Linked DNA regions of Homo sapiens: regions 1 and 2 are each linked to region 3. Evidence: chromatin loops called from intact Hi-C (ENCODE). Cell type or tissue: heart left ventricle. All regions are shown on one strand. Region 1 overlaps CWC27 (CWC27 spliceosome associated cyclophilin). Region 2 overlaps CWC27 (CWC27 spliceosome associated cyclophilin). Region 3 has its middle 270 kb from the start of CWC27.

What was found. A loop is a pair of places that touch in the nucleus more often than their neighbours do. Peaks named below come from ENCODE experiments on the same cell type or tissue, not always from the same donor. Only the 100,000 strongest peaks of a DNase experiment are listed, where the experiment ranks them.
Region 1: it touches region 3 in a loop (2.5-fold over the local background); 11 of 110 quality-filtered maps call a loop at or near these places.
Region 2: it touches region 3 in a loop (4-fold over the local background); 21 of 110 quality-filtered maps call a loop at or near these places.

Annotation. Positions count from the first base shown.
Region 1 is chr5:64,955,419-64,963,418 of GRCh38, forward strand. All of the region lies in intron 11 of CWC27 (CWC27 spliceosome associated cyclophilin), which reads left to right. Among named protein-coding and RNA genes, the nearest start is that of CWC27, 190 kb to the left of the region's middle. In heart left ventricle, CTCF peaks have their summits at 3,544 (motif pointing right) and 3,746; no DNase peak of the experiment used is centred here.
Region 2 is chr5:64,818,195-64,826,194 of GRCh38, forward strand. All of the region lies in intron 10 of CWC27 (CWC27 spliceosome associated cyclophilin), which reads left to right. Among named protein-coding and RNA genes, the nearest start is that of CWC27, 53 kb to the left of the region's middle. In heart left ventricle, no CTCF peak of the experiment used is centred here; no DNase peak of the experiment used is centred here; H3K27ac peaks cover 819 bases.
Region 3 is chr5:65,034,146-65,042,145 of GRCh38, forward strand. No RefSeq gene overlaps it. Among named protein-coding and RNA genes, the nearest start is that of CWC27, 270 kb to the left of the region's middle. RefSeq lists enhancers at 1,369-1,885, 3,717-4,011 and a silencer at 1,446-1,495. In heart left ventricle, CTCF peaks have their summits at 1,438 and 3,881 (motif pointing left); DNase peaks (open chromatin) are centred at 1,396 and 1,716; H3K4me3 peaks cover 1,438 bases; H3K27ac peaks cover 6,116 bases.

The sequences.
Region 1 (8,000 bases), 79 kb before region 3:
AGTGCTGTTTCCTCAAAAAATAAAACAAGCCACAAGCAATATGACCTGTTAGCTGTATGCCAGAATCAGCAGTCTGATTGCTAGCCTACAATTCACAGCATTACCACTAAAATTGAGCAGGGCGACCCCCATTCAACTCACCATCCGACCTCAGGTTCCAGAAAGCCCATTTGGACACAAGTAGACTTCAAATGGAGCATAGTTGGATGAGCTTTTCCCCTACCTTCACTCCATCTCAAAACTTAATTTGTCAGAGATGTCATTAATCTGACATTAATCTGGTCTGGTTGGTCTAGGCAGGTAAAAAATAAAAATGAAAAAAAAAGTCAAGAGTGAAACACAGTCAGAAACAACTGGATATGGTGCTTTCAAATAGTTGTACATATTTTCATATTTCAATTAAAATATTCTCATAGATACAGAAAAATAATTTTACCAGGATATTTTCCAAAGTTCCTTATTAAAATTATTAGGAAAAAAAATCCCAAGATCTTGGGGAGTCAGTCCCTCTCTCTCCCTGTCTCACCTTTGCACTTGCAGTCACTAAACTACTAAGGAATGCTTTGTTCACTGATAAGAGGTGTGTGGGCATCAGGAAACTTGAAATTTTACTGCCATTTTATCAACTAACTAAAGCTAGTACTATGATAGAAAATAACCCTTAAAAAATTCTTAGACACGAGTCCAAACAACATAACAATCTAGAATGGTTCAACACATTTAACTTTATAAAAGGCTCACAAATAATCAATAATTAGGTATAGGAATATTAGAAATAAAAATTTTTATAAGAGGCTCACAAACACCTATGAATTATTTTTGGCAGTATAGGACCAACAAGATATAAAATGTGGCTGCTCATTGCTTACCAAAATAAAGTTCAAATTTCTTTATTTGGCATTCAGAGACTTTCATGATCAGAGTTTTGTCTTATTTTCTTTATTCCCCATCTTATTTATACATTCTTCATTTTCAAAGAATAATTTTTCTCTGCCTCCTGTGCATCCTGCCCTGTATTTCCTTTGGTTGTTATGTCTTGGTTATTATTTCTCGTTTACCTGCTATTGCCAAATCTTATTTCTCCTTTAATGCCCACTTATGCTGCCACTTCCTCTACCCAGCTTTCCCTCTCCCTTCTCTGCATGAATTTCCTAAATATCAGAACCTCTCATGTTATTTGTACCACTACACAGTAATAGTGTATGTCTTACCCTTTGTCCAGTATATAAGCTCCTAACCTGGAAAACTGTCATTGGTTTCCCTCACTCCTACGCATAATAGTACCACCTACCACCATAACTGTTTGCACTAAATAGAGTAGAAAAAGGATGAGCTTTGAAGTCTGACAGCCTTGGATTCAAATCCTTGCTTCATCATTTATTAGCCATATAAACTGGGGTAAGAGATAACCTATCTAAACCTCTGTTTCCTCATGCATGAAATAGGGATAATAATACCCCTTCTGTTGTTACAGAATTAAGTAATAAAGCATGCACAGTATCTTAACATTGTGTCTTAGACATGCTAGATCCTAAAAAAATGGTGATGGTGCTGGCAGAAGTGGTCATACTTATATTTTAGAAGCTACTTTATTGCTTCAGTTTCCTCAATCACATAGGAAATCTAAAGAATACTCTGCAATACCACACATGCAAGTATTTTAAGGACTGTTTTGAACAGATTTGTAAATTCTTATAACTACTTGGAGAAAATTACCTTATGTTACAAAACAATAGAACCCTCCTTTAAGTACTGTTAGAAACACAGATATTCTGCAATGCTTAATTCGCCTTGGGCAATTTTAGGTAGTACTTCTTGAGTCTCCTTTCTCATTGGCTTCATAAATTCTTTTTATCTTGAAGAATTTTTTTTTTCTTACTGCTACAACACGGGGTACATAATTTGTAGTTTCCACATCCAGAATGGCAGGGCAACATGGAAATGTTTTCAAAATGGCCATCGAGCTACAAGAATTGCGGATCACACCATCTGCAGAAGCACAAAGTGTGCTCTCTTGAGGTACCTGGGGGGCAACATCAATCAACCTGTGTGCTAGTCCAGAGGTTTGCGTGAGGGAGAATGAGCAAATTTAAACAGGAACAACAAACTACAGCTGATAGGTAGAAAGCTGGAGCCCCCAAAAGAAAAGCACATATGCCCCTCAACAATTCTCAATAATCATTTATATATTGCAGTTGTGTCTTGTGATCATTACTAAGAATACAGAAACATCTGTAAAAAGCTGCTTATCAAGTAGTCTATCTGACAGGCTCCCTGATAAGTTTATGTAGTAGACCCACTGTTTAATAAAAAACGTTATTAGGGAGACTCTGGGCACACTGCCCATGGGTTAACCCTGCTCCTCAAGGAGCAGTATAAGAAAAATTATTAGTAAAAATAAGACAATTAAGACCAGTTTTAATGTTTTGTGTTCAGAACCTGTCTTTACTGATCTAAGTTCTCTCTATCCCTTAACATGTTAGGTAAGATTACTTAAATTTATTTGAATTGATTTTTAGTATAATACTTTGTGGTATCCTAAATTATATGCTGTCATGACTATAATTTATTACCAACATAACTGCTATTTGAATTATAAACTCAACAAAGCCCTTTACTCCTGAAAAGACAAGATAAAATTTTGTATTTTGATAGGAGTAGGGCTTTAAAACAGGTTTTTTTTTTAATTTCCGACATCTTAAGGGAAAATAGCAAAAGTAAAAATTTTAAAAATTCCTAATTTAGAGAGTTAAAACTATATTAAGGATACATTCCATTTTATAAATGTCACACTATGCTGTAAATGTATATAACCCCAATGTGATTACTAGTTTGTTATGAAGCATATGTGCAGTGAGAACGTGCTACAAAGAGAAAGTGTATATGGTAGTGTGTGTAGAAACGAGACACTGGCTTCTCGTAAAACCTGTTTTCTCATACTCCCAGTTTAGCACAATCATTGAACTTCTCCAAACCTCAGTTTTTTTATCTGTAAAATGAGCAGGTTGCTGATACCTAAGAACTTCACAGTACTCAAATTTTATGTTGTGATTCTAGACATATTCCTTTTATGCAGAATTTAAAAATCAAGATTAAGCATTCAGTAGCATGTAAATATATAAAACTCCTAGATATGAACTCATATATTCACAAGCTACCCTTCTCTAATGGAAAATACAGTCGAAAATCAGTGAGTATTTTCAAGTTTATATTTTAAAACAGAATCCAATCTGAAAAACTGCATAAATTTTAACTGTATTATTTATTCCATGAGACAATTTGTAACCTGCACATTTCTCAAATTCTCTAATGGAAAAACACAGAGGAAAACGTTCTGTATTATTTTATTTTGAGAATTATTTTAAGCCCCTCATAACATGAAGCAATGAAGCTAGGATAAACTATAGAAGAAAAAAATAACACTTCCATGTAAATTAGACTGAATTACACATAATCAGTGTTCAGTGTTGAGGCATACTTTAATGTTCAAGTATATTTCAGATAACCCCTAAATTATTTAACCACTTTTAACTAATTTTCATGAACCTTTAGGAGGCTTATTGACCACCAGATGGAGCCAGTATTGTTCAATTTGTAGCATAAAAATATGCTGAAAATGAAAACTGGTGAAACAGAATGAATAAATGGTAGTTTTTTTATTGTAGTCCATAGTATAGAAAAAATAAACTTTAGCATCCTTCTGTCTAGTTTCTGTAAAATACACATGTATAGAGACCCCCCCATTAAATTATTTTTTATTATGAATAGGTTTTTATTTTGGCAGCTCCATTGGACAAGTTTTCTTCTTATTCACTATTTGAATATATCACCTTAACAACTTTCAAGTATCTTTAAAACAAAGTTAGTAAGGCTTTAGTCTCTGGTCACTAAATAAATATTATGGGTTGTAATAATGAAAAAATGATAGTATAGAATATATTGCCTATAGGCTCTCATTTTATTGTCACAGAATATTCCCATTATAATTTCCACGATGGATTTTCTTAATAAAGCAAAAGAAAAGGCATTCTGACTGGGAGAGGGAGAATATGTAGTTTATCACCAGTAGCTCCTCAGGAGAGATGGTAAAACCACAATGAATGGCTGCAACTCTTACCCAGAAAGCTTAGTGCCCAGTGGCCCTAATCAGGGGTAACTGCCTTAAAGCTGACTTCATGAACTCCTCTCACCTTTATTTAACAAGTGTCAGGAATTATCTAATCCCTTATACCTCAACTTAATTAGGCAACCATCTATTGAAAAAGTATTTGTATGCTAAGGGCCCTAAGGCCCTACAAGTCCCTCCAGGAACTTTTCCATTCAGTAAAAGCAGTAAGGTGACTGTAGACACTGTTGTAATTCAGGACCTAAAAATGATCTATCTGTTTATTTGTCCATTCAGCTACTATTTATTTAGCACATACTATATGCAAGGCATATGCTAGGCCACAGTTCTTGCCATGTGAGTTTACAGCCTGGAGGGCAATATAAACAAAGAAGCAGTTATGATACGGTGTGCTTGGGAGCCACGAAGTGTTTTGAAGGTTCAAATGAGGGGAAAATTTGATTAATTAAGGAGAATCGAGAAAAAGCCATAAGGGATTCTTCCTAGGTAGAACTTAACTGAGTAAACCCACTGTTTGGTCTTTTTTTTCCCCTCATTATCCATTAAACCATATATTATGGTCTGGGGGAGTTTAGGGCCTTTTTTTGAAGGATTTTATTTCATCGGGATATACCCAGTTGGTTACCTGATGCATTTTTGTGTCAGATTGGAATTGTTTTCCTAGGGATTTTTTTTTTTTTCTCAAACATGAAGAAGAAACAACCAAACTGGTTAAGCGCTTGTACTTTAGAGCCAGACTACATAGGTTTATATCCCCAGGCTTATAATCCATGTGATAAATTATTTAACCTTTTCCTGCTTTCGTTTTCTCATTGGCAAAATGAAGTTCATAACATATTTTCCTGACAGAATTGTTAGTTAGAAGATTAAACAAGTAACTCAGTTACCAGTGTCTGGCATATAGTAAGTAATTGAAATGTTAAATGTTAGCCATCGTGTTAGCTATTTTCAAGTCTGATACTTTTCCTTGAATTAATTTAAGATCTGGTATATTAAAAAAAAATACAAATTGACTTTGTATTTTCCAGAAAGTATGAGGTACAACTAGACATTAGTAGCATTAACATTTTTTATATCCATCAAGTCTATTTTGTTAATCAAATGATGTTTACTGTTATTACCACATCACCTTTATTTAGTTAGCAAAAATTTTCTTGAAATAGTAAATCCAGAGACATTTAAAATCATTTATAAGCAGGCTTATTAACAGTTGCTGTCACAGAATAGCCACTCAGTACACTTCTTTTTTTTTAAGAGATTGTCTCGCTATGTTGTTCAGGCTGGCTTTGAACTCCTAGGCCCAAGTGATCCTCCCACCTCAGCCTCCTGAGTAGCTGTGACTACACGCCTGCACCACTACACCCAGCTCAATACACTGTTTTTTTTTTTTAAATGAATGAATTTGCAGCTACTTAGAGCTGATAGCTCCTTGACTCTGGTCCTGAGACAACAGAGGGTATAAGTATAAGCTCTTTTAATCTATACAGTGAAAGCTGTGGATAGATAACATTGGTTCATTAGGTAGGTAGCCAATGAAGAGACTCAAGTGGATTGAAGATTAAGTTTCTGACTAGCTCCTAGGGAAAGGATAAGGGACATACTTTATAACATGCAGGAACAAATGTGCAGTACTTAACTTGCAGTCTTACAAACTAAGAGTTGGAATACAAGTTTTAGCCCAGGCTCTGCTGATAACTCACATGAGACACTAGCTAAGTAATGTCACTTACCTGGTCCTTAGTTGCTTCATCTATCAACAGGAAGTTAGATTAGAAGATCCTCAAGCTACTTCCTAGCTCTTGTGCTCTAGTAAACTGATGGTTATAGTGATGTTGGACATTTCCTTCCCAAGCCCTTTCATATATATATATATATCTCCTATTTTTATCTCATACATAACTAATATATTTTTTTAATTTTATTTTAACGCCATAGCATAGGTAATCTTTAAGTCCCCAAGATGCTTGTATTATATCCGTGAATCCACATTTTGATACTTACATTGTAAGTGATATTTTTCATGTATGTTAAGTTCATTTTACCCTTTAATTTCTGGAATGAAAAGCCTGTATCATATGTTTTACATTTCTTTCAAAGCATCTCTTAGCATAAGAGGCACACAGAAGACACTGTGTAATTATGAATTGAAGTTTTAATTGAAGACAGTAGGACACAGTGTGGACCTTTGTATCATACATACCTCAGCTCATATCCAAGCTTTACTATATTCTAATTTTGGTCATATCCTGTTTCCTCACTTGTAAAATAGGTTTATTGATACTTTCCTCATAGATAATCAAAACACCCTAGCATAGTGCTTGACATATAATAAGTTCTTAGTAGATATTCTTTTTTAATTCCATCCTTCATTACTATCTGTTTAGCATGTATTTCATAGAAATTTCAGGTAATGATGAATAGTCATTATAATGCATCATTATTGTTTATGAATCATCCAGTGTACATTGAGATTTATAAGAAAAGTAAAAGTAGAGCACTCTGTATTAGAAAAACAGAATTATTTTAAATGTCTTGTGTATTTTATTAGCCAGTTTTACTTCACTAAAATCATCTAGTCACTTATTGAATTTTTGTTTATTCAGGAGGATTCAAGCACATGAGAAATAGATGTGCTACTTCCTGTTCTGGCAACATGGACTGAGCTAACACAAAACTTTCTTCTCCTACAAATCTATAGAAATGCTGGATAAAATATGATCCAGCCCAATTTAAATACTTAGCTAGGCTTGAGGAAGAGAGAAAAGAAGGTAAGAAAGAAAGAAAAGGAAAATCATAAGTACCAGAAACAAAAGGAAGGCATAACCAGACATTGAGTAAGCCAACACTACAGTGGCCCAAGTGGATTTTGGACCCAAATGGAGGCTCTAATATCTAGAAGATAGGGTTTTAATCTCACATTTGGATGGAAGATATGGCCTTGGGTTAGAGAGGTAGGAACTAAAAATCTGTCTACCTGGTCAGGAATGCCACAAAGAAGCTTGCCATTTTTCAGAACTCTATGTGGCAGAAAAAATGAAAGACTCTTATGAAAAAGCCAAAACTCTAAACCTCTACCAGGCATAAATATAAAGTCTGAATGTATGCTATTTATATGGTATAGGATTCCTAAGTCAAGAAAATAATGGGAAAAAATGGCTCTGGACCAATGGAACCCCTTGATTGTCTGGTAGAAACCAATGCAAAACCTCTCTATAGGAATACTTGAACAATCTTGGTGCCTAGGATTCCTATGGAGTGTGATGGAGATGCAGTCCTAGCTGAAAATAAACTCACAATAAAAGATTAGAAAACACATAAATAAATGACCACCCTAGAGAGAGGGTCAGAAGACAGAACAGAACAATCCCCAAGAACAATCTGAGTGATAGAACATAATAACTTTGTTTTAAATAAAGAGTTTCTATTTTGTGAGACAGAGTCTCTCTCTGTTGCCCAGGCTGGAGTGCAGGCACAGTCTTGGCTCACTACAGCCTCCACCTCCTGAGTTCAAGCAATTCTCCTGCCTCAGCCTCCTGAGTAGCTGGGATTACAGGCGCCCGCCACCACCACACCCAGCTAATTTTTTTTTGTATTTTTAGTAGAGATAAGGTTTTGCCATGTTGCCCAGGCTGGTTTCAAACTCCTGAGCTCAGACAATCAGCCCGCCTCCGCCTCCCAAAGTGCTCAGATTACAGGCATGAGCCACCATGCCTGGCCAGTAAAGAGATTTTTTTAAAGAAATAAAAATCATAATAAAAAATTAAGGCAATAAAAAAGAGTAGGTGATTTGTAAAAGAGCCATATGGAATATTTAGAAATAGAAAATATAGTTATTAAATTCAATGACCCAGTTTATGGCTTAAATATTGATTAG
Region 2 (8,000 bases), 220 kb before region 3:
CACTTCTTTTTAATCTGTATTTTCAATTTGTTCTGGAAATTCATTAGATCAAAGGTATGTATGTACTCAATAGATAGGAAGTTAGATTTGTCCTTACTGTATATTTGATTTTCTTGATTCTATTGAAAAAAGAATGTTTTCTTAGCTTTGAAAGTTATATAATGACTTCCTGCCAATTTCTTCTTCCTTTTAGATAAGCGTTTACTTTAGTTTTATTAGTCATTACAAATTAATAGAATTTCCGGATATGCTTTTTTTGCTCACAATATTGACAGTAACTTGAAATATTTTAAAGACAGGCTTTGTTTAATGAAGTTAAAACGAAAAGCCTTTGGCTTGGCTCCAAAGCATCCAGATAAATATTACATAGGCCTGGGACAAAGACTAGGGTGTTATGGGACCTTGTATTTTATATCCTGCTGCTGTTTGGTAAGAGTAAGTTTTGGGTGAAGTATGTATGTACATGTCTAGTCACCTATAAAAAATGATATATGTAGCTGACCTGTGGAAATACATTTAGTGTGATAGAAGGTGAGGTTATCTAATCCTGATGGTACTGGAGAATAGCCCAGAAATCAAAGACCAGGATAACATTGCAGTTATTCAACAGCCTTATTGTTTGGCTTTATACTCATTCTCAGGTAGGATTTCTTAGTATTTTAGTGAAGTTTTAAAAATTATGTTTTGTTCCTTTTATTGTTTTAGCCTGTGCTGTATAGTATGAAAATAATTATAGAACAAAATGTGCTTACCTTTTAGTAGCTATTTAAAGATATTTGCTCCTAGGTTTTATGGTCAATTAATTAGTAATGAAAATACACATGTTGCTTAGCTTTTTCGTATATGTTGGGAGCATAGGTGAATAAAGGCAAATAAAGTTAAAAAGCAAGTTGGGATCTAGATTATTTTGTCTTTTTAATGCTAGGTTCGGATGTTTGCAGAAGACAATGGTCACTTGACTTTAAGGAGACAAAGTGAGAGGTTTCCTTTTGTTAGCCAAACTAGCTTTATTTCTAAATTGTGTCAGTGAACTATAATAATTTTCAGTGGGACAAAAGGGACATCATACTGGACTTAATAATACCTGGGTGATGAAGTAATATATACAAGAAACCCCTCTGACATGTATTTACCTAGGTAAGAAACCTTCGTGTGTACCCCCGAACCTAAAATAAAGTTAAAAAAGGGTGACTGATATGGTTTGGCTATGTCCCCACCCAAATCTCCTCTTGAATTGTAGCTCCCTTAATTCCCACATGTTGTAGGAGGGACCCAGTGGGAGGTAATTAATCATGAGGCTGGGTCTTTCCTCGTGCTGTTCTCATGATAGTGAATAAGTCACACTAGATCTGATGGTTTTATAAAGGGGAGTTCCCCTGTACACGCTGTCTTTGCCTGTCACCATGTAAGATGTGACTTTGCTCTTCCTTTGTCTTCTGCCATGATCATGAGGCCTCCCCAGCCATGTGAAACTGTGAGTCAGTTAAACCTCTTTCCTTTATAAATTATCCAGTCTTGGTTATATCTTTATTAGTAGCGTGAGAATGGACTAATACGGGGACAAAACACCTATTATAGTACTTAAGCATGGCCTGCAACACAAACTGACAACTTAGGACTCTTGCCTTTAGAAAGGAATTACAACCTAAGGATGGTTAAATTGCAGCATCACTGCTTTCAGTCTTTGGTATTATGGTCATAGTTTGGGAGAATGTTTGAATTACCTTAATTCATGCAGTTTAAGGTCATTCAGAGCTTTTTGCTATTAATATGTATAAAAACCCCTACTAAATAATTTTCATAAAACTGATAAATAGTGTTTATTCCAACAAAGACATATATGAGAAAATTTTCAGTTTATTCTTTCAAAAGTTTTAACTAATATTTTAAGAGTGTTTGAAAGTTGATGCTGTGTATTTATTTGAACTGTTCTTTTTTTTAAATACTGTAACTGCTCAAGATTACTTTAGATGAACACCTGGCACCTAAACCGGGTATAAACAAAATGGAAACAAATAAAACCTTACAAAGCTGTAAATCTGACATGGAAATATACTATGCCAAAGGGCACACTTCATCTGGGCTCTTTAAGGTGAAACAACTCCCAGTTTTCAGCCAGAGCAGTGACCTGGCCTTAGTATATTGTGCTATTGTACAACAGTCTTTATCTGCTTCACATCACTCAAGTTCTGTTTAACTTTTTGTTGTTGTTGTTGTTGTTATATTTTCATTCTAATTCTTAGAACAAAAAGAAATCCTTTTACAGAGTATGATACCTTGAACTAGAAGAGCCACTTAAGTATATGTGAACCAATATCTAGAGTGTGACATACCTATTAAATCTTAAAGAAGGAAAAAAAAAGAAAAGATGGTTAAAAGATAGAGAGATAGATCAGTGGGACAGAATACAGAGTCCACAAGCAGACCTACACAAATATAGTCATCTGATTTTTTTGACAAAGGTACAAAGATAATTGGATTGAAAAATGATAGTCCTTTCAACAAATGGTACTGGAATAATTGGAGATCTATGTGCAAATAAATAAATCTTGATACATACCTTATATTTTATATAAAAATTTACTCAAAATGGATCATAGACCAAAACATAAAACTATTACACTTCTAGAAGAAAAAGAGAAAATCTGTATGAACTTGGGGTTTGACAGTGAGTTTTTAAACACAAAAAGCATGATCTGTGGACAAAAATGATGAAGTAAACTTTATCAAAAAAAAAACAAACCTTTGGTTCTGTGATAGATGCTTTTAAGGAGATTAAAAAACAAGCCACAGACTGGGAAAACAATATTTGCAAACCATATATCTGATAAAAGACTTGTATCCAGAATATATAAAGAACTCTTAAAATTCAACTATAAGAAAACAAAGCAATTTTTTTTTTTTTTTTTTTGAGAGAGTCTCACTCTGTCGCCAGGCTGGAGTACAGTGGAGCAATCTTGGCTCACTGCAACCTCCAACTCCATGGTTCAAGTGATTCTCCTGCCTCAGCCTCCCAAGTAGCTGGGATTACAGGCACGTGCCACCACACCCAGCTAATTTTTGTATTTTTAGTAGAGACGGGGTTTCACCACGTTGGCCAGGATGGTCTCAATGTCTTGACCGCATGAGCCACCATGCCCGGCCAACAAAGTAATTTTTTAAATGGTCACAAGAGCTTAACAGATATTTCCCCAAAGATAATAGATGAGGCAAATAAACGTGAAAATATGTTAATATCCTTGCTGAGATGGACTATTAAGCCAAAAAGGATTTAACATTTTCTATGTATTGTTACTTCACACTTCAGCATATAGTGAATAAGGAACTAGAGGAAAAGAAAGTTTAAGGCATATTTGTTTTTAAAACTTACCTGTTTTAATCTTCTACTGCAGGGAACATAGAGCTTACATTCTAGTACTAACCCTTAGTTTTTTGTTTTGCAGAAAATCCTGAAGCTGCTCTCTTTACCATAGGATCAGAGTGGTATTGCAAAAAGAGTAGGGGAAGAATGGTGAAGTTAGAGAGCTTTCCCACCTTTCCCTAATTGTGTTTTTAAAAGTTTAACTTATTCAGGATTACTCTCCCAGAACTTGGCAATATAGGATTTAAACACAGATATCCTTGACTTAACTGCCATATTATACCTCCGTTGAGATGAGGGTTAAGGAATGGGATATTAGAATGGTGTACCAAGGATATAGAAAGTAGGTGCAAGGGGATAGGTGAGAGTTTGATATCCTGATAACTGCAGGAACTTTTGTACACATGGTTGCATGTCTGCCGGAATTGGTAGAAAGTGTTAGAAAAATAGACTGGGGCCAGGTCATGACGGGCCTTGTATGGCGTATTTGGAAATGGACTCTGTCCTTTAGATGGTAGAAAACAATACAAAGATTTAAAGTTGGAAAGTTACATGATTAGGGTTTGTTTTTGGGAGATCACCATTGTATAATAATAACATGGAAAATAAACTGGGAGGAGCCAAGGTTAGAGATTGAGGAGACAGACATGACATGATGAAAACCTTGAAGCAGTGTTCTGTTTGATAGGTAATTTGCATCCATCAAACAGTTTTTCAGACATCTACAATATCCAAGTGGCATAAAGCTCTCAGCTGAGCCAGATAGTTAGCTGTGTGTATACAAAGAAATCTATATAAAACACAAGATTAGAGAAAGTACAGTAGCTTCATGGAACATGGAGAGATTAATTTTGAATTTATGGATTAGGAAGTCTGCATGTATGCAAGTAGCATTAATTTTAGGCCTTGAAGAAGGGGTAGAGTTTGAATAAGAGGAAATGGGTGGGGAAGGGAATTTCCAGAAGAGGAAACTGAGAAAAGTACAGGGTGTATTTGAGGAATAATCTATTGTGACCAGAGGAGAGAATATAGTTGGAAATAAAGCTGGAAAAGATAGGTTGGAACCAGATAATGATTTACCTTCCTGTATAATAAACTGTAAATACAACTCATTTTGCTTTATTTGTGTGTTATTTCAAGTGTACAGATAAACATATTAATAGATTAATTTTTTTAAAACTAGAGTAAATCAATTTGAAGGATTCAAGGCTGGATTAATATTGAATTTCTGCATTTTTGGAAAAGAGTAATATGAGTAGGAAGGTTTGTTAAGATTACTATTTTAGATTATTATTTTACTTTTTACAATTTGAAAATGAATATCAAATCACTACAGTAAATGAGGTAATGGTTTAGTGAGAAGAATGAATTTACATAGCACGATTAAAACAAATTTTATTTCTAGCACTAGGCTAGAATTTATTTGAATAACAAATGTTACTCAAATTTAATGACAACTGTGATCTATGAATATTTAGGTTCTGATGCCAGCATTGTTTGCTAGAAATGAGATCTGAGTAAACCAATTTTTCTGAATCTCCTGCTTCCTCATCAGTAAAATGCAATCAATACCTGCCCTTCCTATTTCAGTGGTGTTTTGATAAGGTCAAATGAAATGTGTACATGAGACCACTTTTAAAACGTAATGCCATTGATGGCCTGTGATTATAAAGTTGAAAGTACCATTGATACCACACAGTCCAGTTCTGTCATTTAACAACCATAGAGCAGCTCACTGTCTGATACTCTCTTCCAACCATGGCGTATTTCAAAGTAAAATTAAAAATTAATTTGTCAGGTAATTGACAATAGTTATTAAGCCTATATGGCAACCAGAGTATTATCTTTTAAGCGACTGTATTTAAAGGGTGTAGTTCCAATGAAGTAGAATTGATGAAGCCAGTCTATAGGGATAGGGAAACAAGACAAGCCTACCTACAAAATTAGTAGCTATTATCCTTCATAAGCATCCTGGTTTTCCCACCTCCTACATCCCTCTGTTGGATACAGAGAATGACTTGGCATCAGATGCAATTACTGCCTAACTCATGCTCTGTAAAACATGAGCACATGAAATTAAGAAAGTAATACATTAAAAAGTACCAAATAGTATAAACAGACTGAGCACTCTAAATACATAGGGAATCTCTGTAAAATGTTAAGTCAAGTGAAGTTAAATAGAATTTTCCTGAAGGTGCGTTTTAAGGCAGGTTTATGCTGCCAACCAGCCGGAACTCAAACTGGAGTAAGTAGGATATAAGAGTAATTTTGCTAGTGAAAGGAATGGTCTCTTTTAAGATAATATTTGCTAATTGTATTTTATAAAAATTGTTAATTATTTTTATTTCTTTTGTTTAATTTTGAATGTTTATAAAAAATGAAAGCATTATATTTGAGAACATCCTGTTTATAATAAAAACTTTATGACAACCTCATAGAACAAAAATAACGTGTCTACCAATGTGATTATAGATATGTTCACTGAAGGAAACAAATTTAAAAGATAAAGTTCTAACTTTATCTAGCTAGTGAATGCAAGTGTTTTATTTTAGAAACATAAATGTCCTTGCTGAAAACCCAATGACATTTATTGCTTAGGAAAACATCTTGCTTTATTTTTTCCATCTATGTGTTTTTTAAATATAGCACTTATAGAAACACTTCAAATCTTACTAAAGAAAACAAACATAAAATGTCACTCTTTAAAAGAAAGCATTGGTAATAAAGTCTTCCTCTTTTAATATTATTATTTTACTAGAGTATTTACAATATTAGAACTTTGTTATGCCAAGAGTTTTAAGATATAGCTTAAGAGTTTTAAGATATTGTTTTAGAAGATTTTTTTCTGTATGTTATTCATTTATGAATGGAATATTTTTATGGACTAACATTACTTGATTTTCTGCATTCAGCAAGATGGTGAATGATTAGTAAGTGGACTACTAAAGATGGTTGTGCATATTGTGACCTGAAAAGGGAAGCTTAGTTATGGAATGTGAGTATGGGCTGAAATCTAGCTGGGGCTCTACTCACCAAGCCTTCTGCACTGGTGTGAGGGTATGTCAGTCCTAAGGGTACCTTCTTCTAATCCTTCAGTCTAGAAAAGTTTTGTGGGTTTTTTTTTTTTTTCCTCTAGAAGGCACCCCCCAGGGGAAGTGTTCCTTTCTTTTCTCTTTTTTTTTTTTTTTTTTTTTTGAGATGGAGTCTCACTCCGTCGCCCAGGCTGGAGTGCAGTGGTGCGACCTCGGCTCACTGCAACCTCCGCCTCCCAGGTTCAAGAGATTCTCCTGCCTCAGCCTCCCTAGTAGCTGGGACTACAGGCACGTACCACCATGCCTAGCTAATTTTTTCTATTTTTAGTAGAGGCGGGGTTTTACCCGATTAGCCAGGATGGTCTCGATCTCCTGACCTCATGATCCACCCGCCTCGGCCTCCCAAAGTGCTAGGATTACAGACATGAGCCACCGCACCCGGCCAGTAAGTGTTCTTTTCTAATTCACAGAAAGGTGCCTCTCAAGGTAGCCTGTGGATACATTTAAGAAGTAAAAGAAAATGAGCAAGTAGGTATAATGGCATGTTTTCCCAAAAGCTACAGCACAGTAAATCAGGTGTGTCAAATTTTTAGTAACATATAAGGCAACTTGGAGACCGTATGTTGCAATGGAAAGAGCTGTGGGAGGGAGTTTGGAAACCATGCTTATAGTTTTGCATGTCTCTTCCCCAACTATTTGACACTGGGTGTTCTTTTCTTAAAAATGAAAGAATTGAACTACCTGCTACCTTTAAGGGTGCATCTAGGTCTCAACTTCTGTGAAAGTTATATCTGGAACGTGGTAAGCAGGGAGAGGTTGGAACTAACAATTTACCAAATTGGCAAGTTTCCTATGTTATTAAAAGTCCTTGAGATATATGTTTACATGATCTGTATTAGTATGGCTTGAAATCATGTAGTTCTCCAACTTCCTTTTTTCTACTTATTTAATTTGCTCCTTCTGCTCTTCCCCTTTTTCTTCTTGTCTGTTTTGGGGTTTTGTTTTTTAGCTTTTAAAGATGGAAGTTTAGATGATTGATTCTGAACCCCTCTTCTTTTCTGATATATGCATTTAAAACTTGAAATTTCCCTCTCAGCACTGCTTTGTCTGCATCTCACCAATTTTGATATGTTGTTAGGATGGTTGGTTTTGTAAGTCAGCTTGGTGGGGCGATGGACTCCAGTTATTCCATCAAAAACTAATCTAGGTGTTGGTATGAAGTTATTTTGTAGTTGTGATTAACGTCTACAATCAGTGACTTAGGTAAAGCAGATTATCACAGATAATCTGGGGACCTGGTTCAATCATTTGAAAGTCCAAAGAGCAGAGCTCAGACTTCCCTGAAAAAGAATAAATTTCGTCTGTGAATAGTAGCTTCAGTTCATGCCCAAAAGTTCCAGCACGCCCTTCCTGATGGCTTGCTTGCTCTACAGGTTTCAGATCTGCCTAGGCAGCTCCCACAATTGTATAAGCTAATTCTTTGTAATAAATCTATCTATCTATCTATCTATCTATCTATCTATCTATCCATCCATCAATTATCTATTTATCTGTCTTCTACTGGTTCTGTTTCTCTGGTTGAACCTGGACTGACAAAATTGTGTTCT
Region 3 (8,000 bases):
CAAAAGATTTAAAGGCCTGAGACTCCAACAGTGATCCAAAGCAGATAAAAGGCCCTTCTCCCTGCCAAGGCAATCTAACGTGCTGTAGCACTTACTGTACTGGTGAACTTCATGAAGCAACCCTAGTGAGACGTTTGTTTTCTAAGGGAAAAGAAAACAGAAAGATTGTGACAAGCCTTGATGTGATTAAAACAAATGAGCAGAGCAATATGTTTGTAGGTATTGTTGAGAGGTGCCGGTGCTGCCCACCTGGCCCAAACTCCAGCTCTATCTCCGTCCATCTCTGTGTTCCAGGTACTTTCTTACACCCTGCCCACTGGACCATGGGCCTCTGTGGTTCACTGGTTAACACTTGCCTAATCAACTAGACAAACACAGGACGGGACAGCTGGGCGCTGAGCTGCCAGGGCACATGTGGGAGCTGCTTCAAGACTGACCACGAGGCCAAATTAATCTAAGAACCTGTTGCAAGAGCAAATGCTGTGAAGGCAAGATGGAGGTGTCCCTGGGGGCCCAGTGGCTTCTCAGTGAATGGGCTTCCATTCTTCTTTTCTGCTTGACCAGCCTAAAAACAAGAGGCTGGCCTCACAGAGGATTCTTCTTAGAAGATATTGCAGAGCCACTTATAAGACCAACGTATTTCACAGCCCAATATCCTTACTGACATCTCAGACCACCCCTCTCCCCACCTTCTTTTAATCACTTTCTTTTCTCCTCCAGGGCACAAACAGCTTTTATGCAAATTATCTCTCAGGACAGGTGTGAGGGCTTTCCGCAAAGAAAGACTGATCGCATCCAAGGTCCTTTATCCCTTAGAGGGCTCCCCAGGGACAAGCAACCTGTTCTGCCCCAGGGCTGCCGGACGCCCAGTTTTCCTGCTGTCTCTCATCACAGGGGCGGTGGGGCGCGCCCGCCTCCAGCCTGGCTCTGGACCCGGGGCCCCGCCACCTCCCAGCAGCGGGCGCAGAGAGCCTTCTGGTTACCCCCGAAGCTGAGGATTGCAGTGTTCTAGCAATGGATGAAATCCTTTTTAACCGACTGTAATAAAAATAAGATTGTGAATAACATGTGACTATAGACCTCCAAAAAACTGGCGGCTGTGAAACCCATACTTTAAGAAGCATGGCCTCTCTCTCGAAGTGGCTTCCAGTGACGGTCCTGGATCTACTTCACCCTTTTTGGCTCGGGTACTGGAACAGGTCTCGGCCAAACTACTGTCTCACCGCCATAGTGATAATCATCTTTAAAAGCACAGCTAGTCGGTGCGCGACCACTGCGCGGTACAATAAGAACCTGTCGGGGAGGGACCACGGCAGGCGACTGGGAGCTTGTGGACTGCCAGGGTCTGGAGCGGGCCCGGCCATCCCGCCGCTGCGCATGCGCCACCCAGGCCGCTGGCCGGAGAAACCTAGTGGCGGCGGGAGGCGGGAGGCTGGGAGTACGCGGGGGAAGCTGGAAGCGGGAAGCGGGGAGACGCGAGGTGGGGGCGGGGCGCACCGGCGTCCCGGCTGGGCGTGACGGGCGAGACCCCAGCCCGGTCGCGGCGTCTGAGGTTGCAATCTCGTCTGGGGCACTCTCGCGCCTCGCCCCTACCCGACTTCTTTTCAGGGATTAGTTCTGACTTCATGATTAATCAGCACTTTCTGGTTTCCTTAGGGTGACGTCATCTCTGCTCAGAGATAAAACAGGCTCCTTTTTGAGGGTTGCGGGCAGCCTGGGGGCCCGGGTCCGGGAGGCTGTCCCGGGGACTGCGCCCCGCCCACAGGCGACAGCCAGATCGCGCTGCCGGCCCCTCGAACGCTGGGTTCCCTGGCCACAGCGCGTCTTGTTTATTGCTTTTGCGGACTGGTTAAATGCAAAAGCTCAAGGTTTTCTTTCTTTTTTCCGTAATTATAAAAGTAGGACATGCTCTTTTAAAGGGTGGAAAATTACGAAGAAAAAAGTAATCACCCAAAGCCCCACCCTCTAGACTCAACCTCTGTTAACGTTGATGCATTTCCTTCCTGTCTCCCCCCACAACCCCCTTTCTTTGCAGCAGATCTTCAGGTTTTTAACGTCATTTAGTCATGTTATATCATTTTGTAGCCTACCTTTTTCACTTATATTGTGGCAGAAACTTTTTTGTGCTTTTTTCAAACATTGCTTTAAAGATCATAAAGATCTACTCCTTTAGTAGAGGTATCATCAAGTACTTAAACACTATTTCCGTTTATGAGCATCTAAGATGTTCTCAGTTTTTACTAGTGTATGAGGTAGACCATCCCTTCACCCTTACTTACATTTGCCAGGGTTTGATGGTTGGTGGAGCATACAAGCCCAAACTAAAAATTTGATCAAATATATGTCAAATTGTGAGCAAAACTTGAAAGCTTCTGCTCTTTTCTATATTGCTAATGATAGAGAACCTGGGCAGAAGCTGATTATTTGCAGGATGAGCTTTTGTGCCTGTGAAGGAAGGCCCTGACCTGAATGGGACGTGGAGAGTTTTGCAGTGGAGATGGAGGCTGGTGGCAGAAGGCAGAATGAGAAAGAGGGGCCAAAGAAAAGAAAGTCAGCTGGCGCCTAAAGGAAAAACTCCCCATGAAGATAAATGGCTGATGATTTTTGGAACACTGATGTTGAACATGCTAATTCTGTTAGTCCAAGCTCCAGTCTCCTTGTTTCTTTTACTAAAAAACTAGAGAAGTACAGGAGAAAGAACTGGGCCTAAATGAAGAGAGAGTCACACTATTTAGTGCATTTTCTGCCTTCTAATCTGTCCCCCTTCTCTAAAGTCCTTTTCCCACTTCATGAAAGGGTAATATAAGGTTTCCGTAAGATTCTAGATATCCAGGATAAGCAGAGGACATGAACCATCCAGATCTTCTCCCTCTCTCTTTTTTAAGATGGGGTCTTGCTCTGTCACCCAGGCTGGAATGCAGTGGCGATCTGGGCTCACTGTAGCCTTGACCTCCTATGCTCAAGAAATCCTCCCGCCTCAGCCCCCAAGTACCTTGGACTACAGGCACACACCACCACGCCCGGCTAATTTTTTTATGCTTCTTGTAGAGATGGGGTTTCACCATGTTGCCCAGGCTGGTCTTGAACTCCTGCTGACCCCAGGCAAGCTGCCCGCCTCAACCTCCAAAAGTGCCGGGATTACAGGCATGAGCCACCATGCTGGGCCCATCTAGAACTTCTCTGTGAGGTCTGGCATGAGCCTACTTCTATTTATCCCCTGCAAATCACTTTAACTGAAAGCTGTTCACTTCTAAAATGAGGTTACAGGAAAAAAAAAGTAAGTATGTTTTGGTAACTGAACGTGATGGTGGGAGAAAGGCTGGTGGTTTGAGAATAAACTCAGCCTCCCAGGGCCTTTTGCCTAGAAGGTCTTACACACTCTTGCATTGGTTAGCCTGGTTAGTAAAGGGCATGCAACTCTACTGCTTCTAAGAACACTGTAGGTCCTTCCTGTGCTCAGAGTTGTGTGACGATCTGTAACTCAAGGGAGAAGCTGGAACAGCCAGCTTTTGACATCTCCCTTGTTGCTTGGTCTGGAGCAACTTTCCCTTTATGAGAAAAAGTGTGACACAAACTCTGTCTCCAACCAAGCCAGTTTTCTCCATGCTGAGTATCTGTAAGAAAAGCCAGATTGATCAAGAGGCATTCTCTGCTTGGTTTAAATTCGCATGACAAAGTAGGCAATTTTGTGTAATTGGCACGTGCTTTGCAAAGTAGCCGTCCATTCTTGAGCCACCTGAGAACTGGCAGTGAAGCAGTGATTTAACTTCAAAAGGGTGAGAATGGCTGTGGTGGCTTTCTTTTCCCTCTTAAGGCGGAAGAGGTTCCTGTCTCCCTGTCTCCTTCCCAGAACAGCTCCCTCTACTGACGGTATGGCTGTCATCCTCCCTCTAACCCACTTCCTCACCTCTGTGGTCTCCACCTAGAATGCAGGTGACTGTGTCTCCATAGGGTGAGATTTGCTCAAAGAGTAGAGAAAACCCGGCATCCTGAAAGCAACACTCCAGACCTGGCTGCCAGCCACAAACCCACTAGCTCCTAGATCTCCAAATCTACTCCTTTGTTTAGTACCCAAGGATTCTCACTGTTTCCATTACTGGAGGAAGGTTCCCTTCTAGCCATCCAGTTCACATAGGATTGGGAAGAAGCTAGCTCCATTCTCATCATAACCGGTGAGATCAGTTCCTCCAGGCTTGGGCTCCCAGCATCCCTTCTCCAAGTCACAACATTCTCTAGACACTTGCTGACCCTGCTATGTTCTGCCTGTTAAAAGGTCATCTGCTTTTTGAATTCTTTCCACTCTCCTCCCAGTTATTTGTGATAGTCTCTTAGAAGGTTAAAAATAACATTTATTTCCCCAGTGGTTTTGTATATTTCCATTTGGCAAACTTTATTTTGTTCCATGTGTTTCTAAGGGAACAGAAATGAAAATGGTTTATGTCCTACTTCCTACACTGGGCTCAATGATGTTGTCAGAAATGGAATTGTCTTTCGGTCCAAAGTGGGTACACCCAACCGTAAGCTAGGCTTTAATGCAGAAACTATATAAACTACAAAGACAATGGACATTGTTTGGCTATTGGAAAATCTACTGCGTTATACTTCCTTTAATCAAGCCATGAATTTTTTAATAGATTCAAGCCACTTTGCACAGACATGATAACAGTATAAAACTGGGTCACATTATAAGCATGAACCATGACACTGTGTCCCATTACTGAAATAAAACTAAAGGCAACATAAGAAGTCAAGATGGAGGGTGGTTGTTACTGGAAGGAGCACATGGAGGGGCTTCTGTGATGCAGGAAATGTTCTATTTGAAATCCAGGTGATAATTACATGAGTATGTTCAGATTGTGAAAAATCACTGAGCTTTACATTTATAGTCACATTTTTCTGTATTTATGTTCCACTTACACAAAACACTTAAACAGAGATTATGTTGAGGTAGACAGTTAAAGCAATGGGAGTGATTGTTCTTTCATTCAACAAACATTGTTTTAGTTCCCACTTGGTGCTCAATGGTAAGCAAAGACTTTGTACATATTACAGAATGAGTAAACTAAGGGCCACACAGCCTGATTTCAAGGATTTTACAGTTAATAGTCAGCTACAACGTAAGTTACAAGCGTTCAGTGTGTATACCAATATTAGATTCTTAGTTGGGACAAATAGACCATAGTAATATAAGATGTGAACATTGGGGGAAACTTGTTGAGGAGTACGTGGGAAATCTCTGTGCAATCTTTGCAAGTTTTCTGTAAATGTTGCCCTCTTCTAAATTTGAAATTGTTTAAAAATACTCAATTTCATAAGAATGACTATGAGGGAGACATTATTTTTGGACCAAGGAAATCAGAAGTGTCTTTGTAGAAGAAAAGAATGATTGAACTGGACCTTAAAGGAAGAATGAGATTATAATAAAGGGAAATGGAAAAGAAGTTTTTTAGATAGGGGAAACATGATACAAGAAACTGTGGAATGTGTGAAAGGACAGGACAGGGACTGATGAATTGGGAGCATGAAAAGGGTTGTGTACAATAGGACCCAAAGGGCAGAGGGCCTTGAAAGCAAATCGCGAAAGGCTTAAATTTTGTAAGTTAGCTAACAGACAAAAATTAAGCTCTGAATTGCTATAGAAATCCCTTGTTTTACAATGAAAAGTAAATATATTAATTACAAAATAGAGGCCGGGTGCGGTGGCTCACGCCTGTAATCCCAGCACTTTGGGAGGCTGAGGCAGGTGGATCACCTGAGGTCAGGAGTTCGAGACCAGCCTGGCCAACATGGTGAAACCCCGTCTCTACTAAAAATACAAAAAAATTAGTCAGGTGTGGTGGAGCATGCCTGTAATCCCAGCTACTAGGGAGACTTAGGCAGGAGAATCGCTTGAATCTGGGAGGCAGAGGTTGCAGTGAGTCGAGATCACACCACTGCACTCCAGCCTGGGCAACAAGAGAAAACTTCTATCTCAAAAAAAAAAGATAAAAATTAATATACTTAAATCATCTCCCCAAATCTCTGTATGTCTACCATAGAGCTAAAGGAATTAAGTCATAATATTTATAGAACACTTACTATATGACCACTACTTTATGTCTATCATCTTATTTAATTATCCTAAGATTCTTGTGAAGCAGTTCTTGTTTTATTTTACAGATAGAAGACTGAGAACTTGTTTATTTCCAATAAGTACAAAAGAGTCATAAATATAAAAAAACAGATATAGCCACCTGAAAACTTGTTTCCAACAAACACAAAGTCATAAACGTCAAAAATAATAAAGGACTTAGTGCTAGGATGTGCTTCAGTGGTTGAAATGGAACTCTGAGTTGGAAATATGTTTACATTTACACTTTGTTTAAATTCATTTTTTAACTGAAAAGATAGTCATCTGGGACTAATATGCATTATTCAAGATATAATGGTATTGATAAGCCCATTAATCAAGTGTGTTTTAGGGAATAATTCTGACAAGTGTGTTTGGCAAGGGTAATTATCACAGAGTACCAAAAACTGATAAAGTCTGGCCTACACAGACTAGACACAGTACAGGAGAACTCTCTCCCAGTTCAGTTAGAAACTCGTGTTTTGTGGAGTCAGAGACAACACAGCTAACTCCGTGGACAATAGAATGGACATCCCAGCTCCAAGCTGTGAATGTTTCCAAATAGTTCAAAGAGAATGAAAAGAGTTTAATCTTCCCATCTTGGGGTTTCCTAGAAGCATTGTGACTTGCCTTCAAAGCCAAGTTACTATGTGTTTGGGAATCAAATGGCTCAATAGTCGCTAATGTCATTTTTCTCCCTACTAAATACTTGGATAAGACACAGTAAGAAGAAAATAGGTTTTGTTTTGGCTGTTAATAATTCTCTAATCATGCAGAAATGAAAAGTTCATCAAAGATCCATAGTTTCTATTGAGAATTTCCTCCTATTGTTTTTTCTAAGAGTTCTCTTCCCCACAATAAACCACAAAACAATTTTTCCTCTCTTTATATTTGTTGAAAGAATTCAATTCTTGAGTGGAAATTTTGTTTTCCTTTAATTCCCAACAAACTGTATCCCATACCTGACAGCCTCAAGGTAGGAAGGCAGCGGAGTTATTCAAAGAAGCATTTTGTTCTTGGTCTTGCCATTCAATATCACAGGGTGTGATGAAAACTGGAACAAATATGGTCATCACAGAGGTGCCAGAACATTACATTTAAAAAATGGAATTATTTGAGTCAATCTGGAATGTCTGGTTCTTTTGGTTTGGGCCTCATGGGTAGCATTGTGCTTCAAAAACAACTTGAATTGGCTACCAGGATTCCAGAAGGGTAACATAATCCTGTACCTTTGAGGAGAGATGCTTATCTTTATGTCTACTCTTAGCAGAAAGAGGCTGGATTCTTCCACCTTTTCATGTTTCAAAATAAAAATTGTTCAAAAAGTTCCAAACCTGAATGGAATTTGGAAACAAGAGTGGGAGGAGGTACTTCCTCAAGTCTTTTGGTTTGTGCTGTTTTCTATTTGAAATAAATGCTCCACCATGAGTCAATATCCTCTAGAGCTACAGAAATGTGGGGTTTGGGGAAGGTTCATCCTCACCACTTCCCCTTATGTGATTTGGAATTTAGAGAAAAGGTCCCAGAAAAGATTAGTAATTCTGAATACAGTGCTCATATCTGCCCAGGAGACAGAGACACTTAAAGGGGCAGGAGCTGGCAATAACTCAACTCCTGGCAAATGCAGCCTGCAGCCCAGTGACCTCCACCCCTTGGAGTGATGCTGCTACCCCTGCAAAGGGCTCCACAGAGGGCTGTGAACACAGGGCAGGTCTCACTTTTCTCTTGTCAACAACACACAAAGTTGTAGGGGTGTGTCTGACCTTGATAAAGGGCTGGAGAGAACCAAAGGGAATTATAGCATATGAAGAAAGGAATTTTAAACTGTGTCATCCAACAAGGGGGAAAAAAATCCCCACCGAGTTTAGGGAACACACCCGAACTCCTAACC